Regions from separate parts of the Mus musculus genome. Here region 2 is linked to region 1. The links are chromatin loops, found by intact Hi-C in ENCODE. Cell type or tissue: heart. All regions are shown on one strand.

Region 1 (8,000 bases):
CTTCATGCCTTTGCTCCTGAGTACACACATGTGCACTCAATAGATAAATAAGAAAAACAAAGTAACAAGAAAGGAACTCTTCACAGTGGTAGCAAGTTTCGCCCATATCCTATTTTTAAGCATCTTCCCTATTTTAGACAACAGAGGATTGGCATTTCTTCTCATTTTGAGTAAAGTCAAAACAGCTGGCTTTCATCTTTCCCTCCAAGTGATCACTAGAATCCTAAGTTGGTAAGTCACTCCGTAGGTCTCATTCTCTCCAGCCAAGCTGGCTAGTGCAGGAAGGAAGGCCTCAACAGGCAAAGAACTGAAGAGAAAGGCAAGAGAAAGCTGGATTCTACCAGGAGAGAGAACACATATGAAGAAAGCCTGGGTATGAGGACCCAAAATGTCAAGACCAGAAGAAGATGACTCAATGGCCCTGAGCACTTCAGGGAGGACCACACAATCACACATCACAGGCCAATCTAAGAAATGTTACCAAACCCCAAACAACAAAAAAACACAAGCCTGGTGTCACACACCTTTATTCTGAAGCAGAGGCAGGCACATCTCTGAGTTTGAGGCTAGCCTGGTCTATAGGGCAAATTCTAGGACAACCAGGTCTATGAAAAGAAACCCTGTCTCAAAAACAAAACTAAAACCAAAACCAAACAACAAAAGGAAACGTTACCATGAAGTAGATGATTCATAGCTGAATAAATAGCTCTAAAGACAAGGCTGATCAAAATGGAAGGTGGTGGACAAAAGAAACCTTCCTTTAGTAATCTTAGGTAGAGGATATCAGTTTTGCCAGCATGGACCCTGTGGCCATCATTTCTTGGGATTTATTTATTAAAGAATGTAAAAGACCTCTTTGTAAAAGAGACATTTGCTCTTAGATGGGAAAAAGGAAAAGTTATAAAAATATTAGAAAACTATTTGAAATAAAACACTATTTGAGGGAACTTCAATCTTTGGACTAAATTCACTTCATCCTTCAGCTTCTCCATTGTTTTAATATGGATTCACAGAAAGTCAGCTTTAGAACACAAACCCACTGGGCATGGCAGTGTGACACTTTAATCCTAGTACTTGGGAGACAGAGGTAGTTGAATCTTTGTAAGAGTGAGGCCAGCCATAGTGAATTCCAGGACAGCAAGAGCTACTTAGTAAGACCCCATCTCAGAGAGAGAGGGGGGTGGGTGGGAGGAGGGAGAGGCCCAGCCAAGAATATAGATTAAGAAACTCAGCAAAGAAAGGACCCGATATAGCTGTCTCTTATGCCGGGGCCTAGCAAACACAGAAGTGGATGCTCACAGTCAGCTATTGGTTGGATCACAAGGACCCCAATGGAGGAGCTAGAGAAAGTATCCAAGGAGCTAAAGAGATCTGCAACCCTATAGGTGGAACAACAATATGAACTAACCAGTACCCCCTGGAGCTCGTGTCTCTAGCTGCATATGTATCAGAAGATGGCCTAGTCGGCCATCAGTGGAAAGAGAGGCCCATTGGTCTTGCAAATTTATATGCCTCAGTACAGGGGAACGCCAGGGCCAAGAAGTGTGTGTGTGTGGAGGTGGGGGTGGGGGGGAGGGTATGGGGGACTTTTGGGGTAGCATTGGGAATGTAAATGAAGAAAATGCCTAATTAAAATAATAATAATAAAAAAAAGAAACTCCGGAAAAATGGGAACACATATGTGTTTCAATTTTCAGGAAAACAAACAAACAAACAAAAAAAACCCAAACCAACCCAACAAAAATGTCTTGCTGACTTTCTGCCTAGGTTTCTTGGTTCTCTGCAATGAAAGGCACACAGTATTTTCTTCCTTCATTGAGTTTTCTTAGTTTTACCGTTTCTTTTCTTTTCTTTTCTTTTTCTTTTTTTTTTTTTTTTTTTTTTTTGGACAGGGTTTCTCTGTATAGCCCTGTCTGTCCTGGAACTCACTTTGTAGACCAGGCTGGCCTTGAACTCACAAATCCGCCTGCCTCTGCCTCCCGAGTGCTGGGATTAAAGGCGTGCGCCACCATGCCAAGCAACTTTTACCATTTCTTTTAACTGAATTTTTAGCAACCTACCCAAATCACTGCTGTTCTAGACTATGGAGGTCTACCCAGCATCAGACCACACTTTGCTATCACTAGCTAAATGGACCTTCACCTAACCATATCACCTAGATAGACCCTTGAGGTTGTTCAGTCTGTTTAAACCTGTGCGGGCAGATTTTCATCTCCTTTGTTCTTTGTGTAGGCTTGTTTAAGGTGTAGGTCTCTAAAGAGATGGAGTGGAGACAGATGTTGAGTATGGAAGAGATTGGTAGTTTGAACAACAGTTTGGTCTAATGGCTTTGTTATGCTAACCGTGCAGGCTTCTCCAACAGCGCCTTCCCGATTTTACATCATAGTACACAAAATTCCTAACACAGGGTAGTATGTTAAATTAAAAACAATACAAGAAAAACAATACAAGTAAACCAGTGGGTCGGTTCTTTAAAACCATCTCCACAGATACATTCTACAAATTGCAGGCCTTCACAATTCCTGACACACTCGAGACCTTTAGAAAACGAGAAGCCGAGAATACAGATTAGGTTCTCAAGAGCGAAAACAGGTGATGTCATAGCACGCAGTGCGGTGTGGTCACCGCCAAGGCCGGCTGGGGAACTGCAGTTCTTGGGAGCTTGGTGCTCTGCGCCAGTAGCAGAAGCACCCTATCATGGGCTCCACGACACCGGTGAGCACCCTGAGCCAATCAGGTGCTCGCTTTGCACCGCCTTTGTTCTCACTGGGGAGCAGGCAGCCAGAGTCTGGTCTGCAGTCCGGGGTTGGTGTTTGGCCCCTCGGAGTACCTGGCTCTCTCACTCGCCTGGGTTGGGCATCTGGCCAGCCGGAGCTTTCCTCAGTGACTTATGCCTTCTGTCTCCAGAACATAGAAGCTAAACCCTGACTCACCGTTGTCAGTTTTGAGAGAGGAAGGTCCAGTCCAATCGTTTTAAATGGCAATTCGTACTCAAAACCTTCCATCACAGGCAGGGATTGTGCTCTGCAAGTTTCTAACCAGAGGCCTCCCACAGGATTTGTGTGTGTGTGTGTGTGTGTGTGTGTGTGTGTGTGTGTGTGTGTGTATCAATCTCTGACTTGTTCATGATAAACGAACTTTCTTTGCTGTGAGAACGATCGTCGGAGAGAGGGAAAAACCCCTAAACCAAAGATGTGTCTCCGGGTCTCCAACTCCAATAGCTGTGTAGACTTCTAACTCTACAGCCGTAGGTAGTTGGTCTTTCGTACCAGATTTACAGAGTGCATAAAGAACATAAAGTTCTTTGAGATCTGTGGGAGCAAAGTGCTGCAAGACCGCAGTCTTCCTCACAGCTATTAGATTTAGATCCATGGAGAGAAAGCTGAATCTCTGCCCCGGAGGAAGGAACGTTCTAGCGTCCACCCGGCCCACTCCCGAGAGATCAGGAAATGTTTAGCTAGGTCTCAGATCCTCTAGCGAGCTCTAGCTTCCAGCTATTTAATCTCACTCTCCATTCTGCACGGTTTTTGCAGAGAGGCGTGGCTTGTCCTGAGGGTGGCGCTAGAGTTCCTGATAATTTGCATACACCACACCTCCATTTCTCATTGGTAGATTGGAGTCCCTCCCACCCCACTACCTAACTAACCCAGGGTCACTCTTCAGCATCGAGCCTCGGAGATAAACTTAACTTGCCCGGAGATTCGTGTTGCTCTCGCCTCCCGCGATTGGCCGGAGCCACTCATTGGATGCGGGTGCAGAAGGGGGCGTTGCCGGTGCCGTCTGGTTGGCGGGAGGGGGCGGTGCCCAGCGCGGCTGCCCTGAAGGCGGCGGGCCTCGGGGGCGGGGCCGCACTGAGAAGCTGAGACGGCCGCGGCTGCTCGTCCTGGCTGGCGGGGCGGGGGTCTGGCGATGGGGGCGGGAGGAACAACGGGTCGCTGAGTGCCGCGGCTGCCGTCCCCGCCGAGCTCGCGCGGGCAGCCGCTGCGCCGTCGCTGCCGCCCGACCCCCTGAGAAGAGAACGTTGAAGCAGCCCTTCGCTAGCGGCCGCGGTGACAGCCCGGCTCCGGCGCGATGAACCGCGGTGGCAGCAGCGCGTCGGCCTCGGCCAACTACCTGCTCTGCACCAACTGCCGGAAAGTGCTGCGGAAGGTACGGCGCGGCCGCGTCCGGCGGCGAGGCGCTCCCCACGGTCCGGGTCCGGGCGGCGCTTGCGGGGGAGGGGGGACGAGAGGCAAAGTGTCCCCCCGCGGGTCCCTGCGCCCGGCCCCTGGGCTGCCGCCGGGTCTGCCCCGAGGCTGAAGGGATGCTGGGATGCTGGGAGGAACCGGCTCGGCTGGGGATGGAGGCTGGCCTGAAATCACAGCAACCAGTTTGGTCTGCAGGAGACTGGCTGCCTCTCCCCGGTGGCTGACTCTGGGGGGGTGTTTTCTTCGACTGGGTCGCTTCTGCCAGGCCTACGGTGCCTTGGCACCGCCTCTTGACATTCTCTTGGTGGGTCCCGAAAGGCACCATGAAGGCATCTTGAACTTTATACCCATAGGAAATGCTGTTCGATCTTCCAGCGCTTTCAGCTTGGGTTGGTGGAGGTGGAGGCTGAAGACGACTTGGGTTCGCCCTCCTTATCATCCCCCACCGCGATGTCGATCGAGAAAATCCGACCCAGGATTGGCTTATTGCTTTCCAGAGTGACTGATAGAAAGTTTACTCCAGTATTGTTTAGCTTACTTGGCTTAATCGCCCCGTGGGGGATGGGGATGCAGGGAGAGAAAGGATGACAAAATGTCCCTGTAGACGCAGAAGAGGTTTTAATAAGATCTGAATAGCCTCCTTGACTAATATAATCTGTTTCTTTTTTACACTCTTATTTTTACATTGCATGAAATGAAATCATTAGGTGAGGTGTTTCTGTTTGTCCAGCACCAATGAATTAAAATTGCTGAGCTGTGCATATTTGAGAGCTAAGATGAATATGGTGCCGTTTTTGTCAATTTTCCTATCTACAGTCAATTTAGGATTGCTCTTTATGTCCTAGGAAAAACAAGCAAGCACATAAATAAGCAAGCTCAAATATTTGCGCTCTTTGTCCAAAAACTGTTTTTCTTCCTCTGTGGGTCAGGCCAAGTGCCAATCAAAGTTGTTTTTCAAGCCTCTTTTCCCTGCCGTGGAGCTGGTTCTTCCCCCTCCTTTCTCCTATTTTATTTGAGAGCGTCAGGAAAGCAAAGGAATTGCAGGTTTGAAGTTAATCAAACAATTAAATACGCCTTAAATTGTGTTTATTGGATATGTTTCTCTTAAAAAAGATTTTTATTAAATGTGCATGTTGAGTATGTGCAGTTATTTTTTTCCCCATAAACTCCTGGATCAAATTACAGTTGATACTTGCTCAGCTCATTGTAGGGCAGCTTGTGAGAAATGGAATGGATCAGAAGCTTGCTTGGTTCAGCGACGTTGAATGTTAACTCTTTCACTGCTGGACCACATGGCATCTGAATAGAGGCTTTAAAACTTATTGTTTCTTAATTTTTAAGCTGAAACTGTCTTTGTCAGAAGAAACAGGGCCAGTGAAACCTATTTAATTCAACTTTCTCCCTGCTAAAATGAAAGGAAGTTTTTATCCTAATGTGGAGAACAGTGCTATAACTAATTTATTTAAGTGATATGATTCTATTTCAATGGAAGCACATTGATTTTGTTTGTTTGTTTGTTTGTTTGTTTTTTTGAGACAGGGTTTCTCTGAATAGCCCTGGCTGTCCTGGAACTCACTTTGTAGACCAGGATGGCCTCAAACTCAGAAACCCGCCTGCCTCTGCCTCCCAAGTGCTGGGATTAAAGGCGTGCACCACCACCGACCGGCCACATTAAAATTTTTAATAAAAAATTTAAAATGAATGGCATTTGTTTGGCTTGAGATAGAGACTCAGCTTTGCACCTTTTTATTTTTCTTTTGAAAGAGCTTTGATTAGTGTCATGAATCACTAGCACTACTGACATATTTATGTTTTTCTTCCAGTTTTTTAAGAAACTAATATCTCTGTTTACCTAGGTAGACCATCTTACTTCCAACCATAACTATAAGAAGTATGTGCAAAGTGGGCATTCACAGTTTTCTATTCTATAATTGTGCACACCTCTGCCAGTATCCAGTTTTCAGTAACTACAAGATGTTTAATTTTGACTCATGTAGTGGCATGAAATGAGTTTAGATGAGAAAAGAATTGTTTATGCCAGTTTAGACATGATCTGGCAACATTTGAAGCTTTATGAGATTGCCATTCTTAAACACTCTAGTAAGAAATCAGTATCTAGCATTAAAGGCTTCATCATCCTAAAAATGCCACACAAAAATTTACTTGTAACTCTAACGTTTTTATTTTTTGATAGAAAGTTAAGTCTACAGCCATCACGGCTCAATTCTTTGTTTTCTTGCTTCCGTATACTAGTGTGCAGCAGTAAGCAAGCACATTGGTTTTAGTGGGGTGAGGATCGCTGGGAAGCATGATGAGTGTCTCCTGCATCCACATCAATGACCCTTGGCTATCAGAACTGTCATCAATAAGGAGCAAATGCCTTTACCTTTATATAAGGCAGAAGGCCTTTTCCTGGCTGTGAGCAGTATATGCACTAGATGATGGCTTCTGGAGAAACCTTAAAAGGAACTCAGTTAACCTTCAAAGGAAATAATTTGTTTTAACTCTGAGTCTGAACAGTCAATTTTGTGTTGTGTGAGAGTCTTGTTTATCCTTAGAAGTATCTTCACAGTTTTGGTCCAGTGTCTTAGAAAATAAAGAGAATTGTTAAAGTATTGAAACTATCTGAGTTGGTATCTGATTTGGGTCATAGAAGTACAAAGAAGAGAAAGCAAGAGCATCCAATCTATAGCACTAGGTCTGTCTGCTCTGTCACCACTATACAGTTTAATGCACTTTCTAACAAGAGGAAATACTGTTTACTTTTGAGAACATAACAAGACTTGAAATATAAAGCATTTTACCTGAATAAATTCCAGTAACAACCACAGGGATCTAATCTTTAATTTCAAACATGAAATGGCAAAGCATATTAAGGAAATAAGGTTAACTGTCAGCCCATTCCCCTGCCAGTTCAAAAGTAAGGTGGCGTACTACACATACGTGAGTGCTGAACTATTACTACTATAGGAACATAGATGGAAATATACATGAAAGGATTTAACATTTTAATTTCTCTCTCCCTCCCTCTCCCTCTTTCTTTCTTTCTTTCTTTCTTTCTTTCTTTCTTTCTTTCTTTCTTTCTTTCTTTCTTTCTTTCTTCCTAAACAGGCTCTCATTGTGTAGCCTGGGCTATCTTCAGTATAGTTCAGGCTAGCCTTGAACTCTTGACTCTCTTGCTTTGGCCCTTCAAGTGCTGAGATTACAAGTGTGCAGCATCATGGTGTGAAGTTTCAAATTTTTAGTATAATTCTAAGTAGTTTTAGTGATGCATCTTGCTGTGGCTATAGTATTTTTTCGCTAATGCAATTGGTATTTTTATAACTTTTTTATGTTTATATAATTAAAGAGACTATCAAATAAAAGAGAAAATGTTAGTTTGACTCTTATGAGCCTTGCTTAATATAATCAAAATGGTCAGTATTAAAAATTTAATATAGTTCACCCAATGGAATACATTTACTTACATGATGGACGGGTAACCATCTTCTGCCTTTGGCTAGTGAGCTGTCTTGTGTTTTATATTTTTGATTGTGAGATGGTTTTAAAATTAATATTAAATATCCTATGCAGATATTGAGCAGTGAATTTGTAATAACAAAGCTAGATGCAGTGCTCTTCAAACTGCTCTCTGTGGACCCCTAGGATGGTTCAGGGTATTAAAATGCTTTCGTTGGATTAAATATTTAAGTATATGTTCAAATATTTTTAATCTAAAATATAGATATTTGAAAAATATACTCATAATTTCAGTATACCGGAATCTATCATAACTCTTGTTACAAGATGGTGATGATGATGATGTGGGCAAAG
Region 2 (8,000 bases), 100 kb before region 1:
AATAGAACAGCAATGGCTTGTGCTGTAAGATCGAGAATCGACAAATGGGACCTCATAAAATTACAAAGCTTCTGTAAGGCAAAAGACACCATCAAGAAGACAAAAAGGCCACCAACAGATTGGGAAAGGATCTTTACCTATCCTAAATCAGATAGGGGACTAATATCCAATATATATAAAGAACTCAAGAAGATGGACTCCAGAAAATCAAATAACCCCATTAAAAATGGGGCTCAGAGCTGAACAAAGAATTCTCACCTGAGGAATACTGAATGTCTGAGAAGCACCCGAAAAAATGTTCAGCATCCTTAATCATCAGGGAAATGCAAATCAAAACAACCCTGAGATTCCACCTCATACCAGTCAGAATGGCTAAGATCAAAAATTCAGGTGACAGCAGATGCTGGCGAGGATGTGGAGAAAGAAGAGCACTCCTCCATAGTTGGTGGGATTGCAAACTTGTACAACCACTCTGGAAATCAATCTGGCAGTTCCTCAGAAAATTGGACACAGTACTACCGGAGGATCCCGCAATACCTCTCCTGGGCATATATCCAGAAGATGTCCCAACAGGTAAGAAGGACACATGCTCCACTATGCTCATAGCGGCCTTATTTATAATAGCCAGAAGCTGGAAAGAACCCAGATGTCCCTCAACAGAGGAATGGATACAGAAAATGTGGTACATTTACACAATGGAGTACTACTCAGCTATTAAAAAGAATGAATTTATGAAATTCCTAGGCAAATGGATGGACCTAGAGGGCATTATCCTGAGTGAGGTAACACAATCACAAAGAACTCACATGATATGTATTCACTGATAAGTGGATATTAGCCCAGAAACTTAGAATACCCAAGATACAAGATACAAGATACAATTTGCAAAACACATGAAACTCAAGAAGAACGAAGACCAAAGTGTGGACACTTTGCCCCTTCTTAGAATTGGGAACAAAACACCCATGGAAGGAGTTACAAAGTTTGGAGCTGAGACGAAAGGATGGACCATCTAGAGACTGCCATATCCGGGGATCCATCCCATAATCAGCCCCCAAATGCTGACACCATTGCATACACCAACAAGATTTTGCTGAAAGGACCCAGATATAGCCGTCTCTTGTGAGGCTATGCCAGGGCCTGGCAAACACAGAAGTGGATGCTCACAGTCAGCTATTGGATGGATCACAGGGCCCCCATGGAGGAGCTAGAGAAAGTACCCAAGGAGATAAAGGAGTCTGCAACCCTATAGGTGGAACTCAATATGAACTAACCAGTACCCCTGGAGCTCGTGTCTCTAGCTGCACATGTATCAGAAGGTGGCCTAGTCGGCCATCAGTGGGAAGGGAGGCCCCTTGGTCTTGCAAACTTTATATGCCTCAGTACAGGGGAACACCAGGGCCAAGAAGTAGGAGTGGGTGGGTAGGGGAGTGGGGGAGGAGGGTATGGGGGACTTTTGGGATAGCATTTGAAATGTAAATGAAAAAATACCTAATTAAAAAAATAAATTAAAAAAAGAACAAATAAAGGACACAAAGATAGATGAGTACAGAAAAAGGATGGATGGATCTGGAGGGGTTGGGGAGAGAGTATATGTGAGCAAACATGTTGTACAAATTTTTCCAAAAACTAATAAAAAAGAATTCCCAGGAAAAAAAGTAGAAATCTAAAAAAAAACTGACATGCTAGGCATACTAATATATTCTTATAATCCCAGCACTTGGAAGGTGGAAGCAGGAGGATTAAGAGCTCAGAGCTAGCATGAGATACAAAGAAAGTGTTCACATCCTGCCTGAGCTACTTGAGACCCTGTCTCAAAACAAACAAACTGACCAAAAAGATACCTGACCAAGATCAGAGAAAATGAAAGGAACAAACAAAACAGGCTTGCACATAGAAAGTGTACCATACCTGTGTGTGGTGCTTCCTACATGAAAAGAAAATAGCACCCACCCACCCACCCACACACACACACACACCCACCCACCACCCACACACACACACACACACACACACACACACACACACACACACACACATACCCACACACCCACACACCCATGATGGAACCACAGGCTGTGATGGAGACACTGTCAAGGAGCACTAGCCAATAGAACTGAACTTAGAAGAGGCTGGGTAGGTAGGGTGTGGCATTACTCAGGTCCCTCGGGAGGATAAATCTGTCTGTCCAGGCTAGAAAATGCAAACCACTGAACTCAGACCAGCTGACCCTGCTGCCTTTGTGTGAGACTGAGTGGAAAACAGATGGTAGGAGAGAATCCTTGAGCCAGGTAGCAGCATCTCAGGGCGATTAGGACCAGCCTAAGCTATTCAACCCAGAGGAGGCAGTGCCCTGTGGGTGTGGCATGCTCCAGTTGTTTGGTGTGAGGATGCTTAAGAGAACAGGCTTAGCAGGAACAGGCTAGCAAGAGTGTGTCAGCATGTCTGTGACCACAGTCCCCAGCCTGCATCATCAGAAATGACTAGGAAAGCCAGAAGAGAGGGACAGCAGCTCAGCACCTGTTGCATAGACCACAAAGCTAGACTTCCCAGGGCTGATTGTGGGAGGCATTGAAGGACCCAGACAGAGAAACAGAAGTAAACACACAACTGGGCAGAACTCTGTGTGTGTGTGTGTGTGTGTGTGTGTGTGTGTGTGTGTGTGTGTGTCCCAGTGAGTTTAATTAGGGCTACTCCAGAAGCATGAGTAAGAAGCTACTCACAGGAGTGTGGGCATCTCACCAGTATCTTCACCATTGAAAAAAAAACCTCTTCCTCCCTCTGCAATCCTTAACTACACAGAGTATCAAAGAGAGGTGGAGCCTTCTGAGCCCCTCCCCCTGAGCTCTGCCTTTCTGACCCACAGTCTATTGATTGGATCTCTCAGGGAAACCCGCCATCCAGCCCCGGAGGAGTCATTCACTGTTCGTTCAATAACTCTTTATTGTATAATTGCTATATGCTAGACATTATTCTAAACATTTGAAAACATCACAATAAAGCAGCAGGCACCGTCCTTTTCGTCACACAGCTCATCTCCCTTTTGAAGAAGTCCAGACAGGAAATAGACATTAGCTGAAATAACTTCAGGTGGGGAACTTGGCTTGAAGACCACTACACAAGAGAATGTGGGAGAAAATGGCAGACAAGGGTGACACAAACCTTTCTTCAGACAACACAGGGCAGATGGGGTCACTTGGACAGCGGTGTAAGGTCAAGGCTCTCTGCACAGCCCTAAGCAGGCCCATGCTGGTGTTAAAGTGATCGCTTCTTTCCCTCGAGTCTCCAAAGCAGGAGGCAGCATGCCTTTGGCACTGTCGTCTTTCTTGGGTTCTCCACTACGACTGAAACTGTTGTAGAACCTGCTTTCCAATTTGTCTTTGTACCCATTTGACACATACTCTGTGTGCCCCATGTGTACTAAGCTACCCTCACGGAACAAGAGACAGTATAGAAACTGGGACCTGACCATGGCCACGTGGGCCACACAATGAATTCAAGTTCTGCACCAAGAGCAGGTTGCATATTTAACTCTGATTGCATTTGGATTAAATGTAAACTCTGGATTATTTATAATGGCCAATATAGAGAAACAACCCAAATACTCGTTAAAAAACAGGTGAAGAGGGAAAATATGGGGGAAATGTATATCTGTGGTAACAAGGTATCAAACCTTCTTAAGGCACAGAAGAGAAACTGTGATCTCAAGAGCTGGTGGGCAACAGCTGGTCCAGCCAGGCAGACACAGGACGAGCAGCAGCCTACAGGTGTAAGGAGACGGGCGTGGCTATAGCAACTGCCTGGCGAACAGATTAAATCTGGTTATTAGAATATCCTTGCCACTTTATGCTTACTGCTCCCAAGGCTCGGGAGGAAGGTAAGGAGCTCACAGGAATGGGAATAAAAGCAGCTTTCTTCCAAAGCTTCAAATGCACCTATGATCTTTCCTAACAAACTTTTTTTTTTTTTTTCATTTTGTGCAGCAAAGCAAGTCATGTCCATGGAAGCATGAAAATCTGTGTTTCGGCGCGCGCAGCCAGGCTCTCCGCGCCGCAGGCGTGATGGTTCTTTGTTTTAAGAAAACATCTGTATTTTAGCTGGGTAGCAGGTTTTGAGCGGAGGTCTAAAAGAGCCATCTTCGAGGATGATCCAGTCCAGACCGGAATCAAAGAGGGAGCTGGGTGAAACGAAAGCGCTGGCAGGCCTCTAGCCAGCACTCTCTGCTCCACTCTCTGCTCCTGTGCAGGACTTTGGTCACTGGTCCTCTGGCATCTCTTGCTCCTCCTCTCCCCAGCAAGGGTGCCAATGCCTAGAAGTGCTGCAGCGTGCCGGGACTCTAACTTGCTGGAGTTACAGTGAACCAGCAAGGGCACCTGGCCCTCTCTGGCCCAGGATTCTCCCCTTGCAAATCTCTAAGCTCAAGCCAGGAAAGAACACCACCACGTTTTTCTTGGCTTTTTATGGGGTGTTGATCCAAGGATCTGTTTTTACATTTGAATGTGGCAGTTAACTGTAGCATAATAGATTGCAGACCTTAGAGAAAAGATTGCCTGGAGGCTGCTGCAGAGAAGAGAGGGCTGGCTGTACAGAACTGCACTGTCAGCTGGTTCTAGCTGGGCACTCAGCCACCACGCCTTTATTTTTAAAGGAGTCATTGACCTTCCACAGGCCTGTATTAAAGTGGGGTGCGGGGAGGATGCTGCCAGGCACGGTGGGATTGGAAGAGACCTCTCAGAGTCTGGGAAGCTTTGGGGTTTTTTTAGTCTGTTTACTGTCATGGAAATTCTGAGTGTGACTTAGAGGCCTCTCTGGCTTCGAGCCAGGTGGAAAGGTTTCACAGGGTGGGGTGGGGGTGGGTGGATAAAAGCAGGGATTCAACTGGGAAAAGACCAGAGTGGAAAAGCAGCTGTCTTGGCTCAGCCCCTAGAAGGATGCAAAGGACCAGTACCCAGTGTGAAGACAGGAGATGAATGAGACCCTGCAAGGTGAAGGACCCTGTACCACTGTCAGAGGGCACCAGGCTTGGTCAACTGCTGAGAACCTGTTAGAAACTGATTGCGGTGTGGGTGGGCTTGATAAACACACCTCTGTTCATTCATTCATTCATTCATTCATTCATTCATCCATTCATTCATCCATTCTGCAAACAGTCTCTAGAACCTACTGTGTTTGAGACACACTGTGTTCACAGAGGTGACAAACACTTTCTAGGCCTCCCACTCCATGGGACAGTTCAGCAAACACAGCTGCTCTGAATGATGTAGGTGGAAAGGGACCAGAGCTACTCTGGGAAGGGAAAAGAGACAAGTCTCAGATCCTCAGTGCGCATGCCCTCTTCAGAGCACCCAGGTTCATTACCTCAACCAGGAGTGGGATTGCTACTAATCTTGTGCTGAGGAGTCAAGTGAGTTAGTGTCTTCCCTGAAATTGCTGTCAACTGCAAAAGACACATAGGCTGTGAGTGTCCCTTCACTTGTGAGTATTGCTTTTTAAGGAGCTTCCATTGAGACCTCTGACAAAGGCAGTGGTGCCCTGCCAGAGGAAGCAGGCTGGGAAGGGACTTGCAGAAGACTGGCTTCCTAGAAACACAGATGTCACTAAGGTAGGCAGGCTGCTAGCCCTGAGCTTTAAGGCATTCTGGAACTGAAATGGAGGTGGAAACCATCTGGCAGGATAGGAAACTGAAAGTTCACGGCTCAGCCACCACAGCCTTGCTTCCCTGGCCTGTCTAGGCTCCCCACAAGCATGGACTTGTTTTCTGTTAAGATCTCTGGAGTGTGTGTGTGTGTGTGTGTGTGTGTGTGTGTGTATTTGTGTGTGTGCATGTGCATGCTCGTGCACGCTCATGCACCTATTTTATTAACAGCCTGAAGAGAAATAGCACGTGGCAGCTTGGTGAGCTAAAGAGGTCAGAGAACAGATGCAAAGTGAAGGGGCAGCTATGGAGCTGCTCCTGGCTGGCTGCCAGAGCCACTACTATTTTTTTTTTTCTGGCCAATAATCGTAGTGCTTGAAGATGATGAATACCTTTAGAGTTGCAGGGGCGGGGGGCTGGCTCCTTGGACAGCTTATTAACAGCAACACTGACAAACGGGATGGTAGGGGTGAACTTGATATCCCCTAGTGTGCGGGCAGCACAGTAATGTCGTGCTGTGGTTCTTTAGTTCAGCGAGCCTGAGAATTTGAAGATGTTCTGAACATGACCCTCCCACCACTCCTCCCCATAACTCAGACGAAGCACCAGAGAAAAAGCAAGCCACTGTATCAACTGTGTGGAGTTTCAGCTTTCTTGTTTGCTTGTGTGACTTCAGGCTTTCCTTATGGAGATAAGCAGAGCTCTGACTACATCAGGCAACTTGAGGTTTTATGTATACCAGAATAAATATATTTCCCAGCTGTCTTTTTTTTTTTTGTCTTAGAAAACACAGTCTTATAGAACATTGAGCAACTTAGAACAGGGTTTAGTCTGATCTCAACAATCATTCAGGGAATTTCAAATTAAAACGACATTGAGATTCTGTCTTATTCCAGTTAGAGTGGCTGGTGTCGAGAAAACTGACAACATCTGGGGAAGATGTGAGGAGAGGGCAGCTCTAATTCACTGCTGTCAGGAATGCAAACTGGTGCAATCATTAGGAAAATCACTAGGAAGTTTCTAATTAAAATATGATCCAGCAATACCACTCCTGGGCATAGACCCAAAGGACTCCACATACTACCACAAAGAGATCTGCACACCAGGCTTCGTGCTGCTGGATTCACAATAGCAAGGAGATGGGATCAGCCATCAACAGAGGACGAGATGACGAAAATATACACATACACAGTGGGGTTGTATTCAGCTGCACTGGAGGTGAGATGAAAATCTGGGGAAACTTAATGGAAATGAAAAGGACTATACTGAGGTGACTCAGCCTCAAAAACGACAAGAACCACATTCTCTCTCATATGCTAAGCCTAGTCTGACACGTGTATGTAAGTGTGTGTAAAGCACACACACACACACACACACACACACACACACACAAAACCTAGGAAGGAGATGAAGACAGGATCAAAAAGATGCTGAAGAGGGGGATCAGAGCAAATGGACCCATGACATCAAAGTGGGTCGGAGGTTATGGGAAGAGGCTACGGTTTGGGGGAGGGGAGTGGGGGGGAGGATGAGTGGGAGAAGAATCTACTAATACCAATTCTGCTTGGAACACTACAATGACTACTCTTACTATGTATGTAAAGTTTTAATTACACACACACACACACACACCAGAAGGATCATTATACAAGGCAGGGCAAAACACAAGGGCAAATGTTAAGGGCTTACGTTTGGCTGGCTGGACCCTTATCACAGTATATTCTAGTTTCTGCTTGGAGACAGTAACCCCACAGAAGGAAAAGAGAGCAGGAAGATAAGTAGTAGCCAGGGAGAGCACGGCAGAGCAGGAGGCTAGCTCCTCAGCTTCCAATGCCCCAGTGGGAGGCTCCATTTTCATTTTGGCTTTTTGTTTGTTTGTTTGTTTGTTTTGTTCTCTTTTGCTTTTAGCAGATCACACACCCTCCTGTCAACAACGGATTGCACCTAGCAGTCTTCAGCTCTGCTTTCCTCCAAGGTGACAGTCCACAGTCCTCCGCCTCTCCCCTTTCCTGCCCACCCTTCCTTCTTCCACCAGGACCAGAGTGTGGCTCAGAAGCAAGTGCTGATCGCCAAGCAGAGTTCTGCTTTGTAGTTCGTTCACACCTTTCATCCCACAGTTTCAAAGCAGAGTACAAATGTTAACTTGTCCTCAGACACCCCAGGACAGGCAGGTAGGTGGCATGTGCTATTATCATCATGTTTTATGGATGTAAACCAGGCACGGAGCCATGAACCTGCTGGAGCCCTTGTGGGGAATAATTGTATGTCCAGGAACCTACATCAAGCCACCAACCATAGACCATTCCAGCTGAAACACCACAAGTGTTAGCTCTCTAATTGATAGCCCCTGCTTTCTTCTTCTCTT

The links. Hi-C counts contacts between places; a loop is a spot of excess contacts. Peaks named below come from ENCODE experiments on the same cell type or tissue, not always from the same donor. Only the 100,000 strongest peaks of a DNase experiment are listed, where the experiment ranks them.
Region 2: a loop joins it to region 1, with 2.6 times the contacts of the local background. A loop is called at or near these places in 9 of 42 quality-filtered maps.

Annotation. Positions count from the first base shown.
Region 1 is chr9:14,272,481-14,280,480 of GRCm38, forward strand. Sesn3 (sestrin 3) reads left to right here and starts at 3,821. Exons shown (of 10, transcript NM_030261.4): 1 at 3,821-4,149. The coding sequence starts at 4,072. In heart, CTCF peaks have their summits at 2,633 and 3,544 (motif pointing right); DNase peaks (open chromatin) are centred at 2,741, 3,711, 4,351 and 4,631; H3K4me3 peaks cover 3,374 bases; H3K27ac peaks cover 2,937 bases.
Region 2 is chr9:14,169,553-14,177,552 of GRCm38, forward strand. No RefSeq gene overlaps it. Among named protein-coding and RNA genes, the nearest start is that of Gm51286, 6.5 kb to the right of the region's middle. In heart, no CTCF peak of the experiment used is centred here; DNase peaks (open chromatin) are centred at 4,289, 4,729 and 5,629; H3K27ac peaks cover 1,921 bases.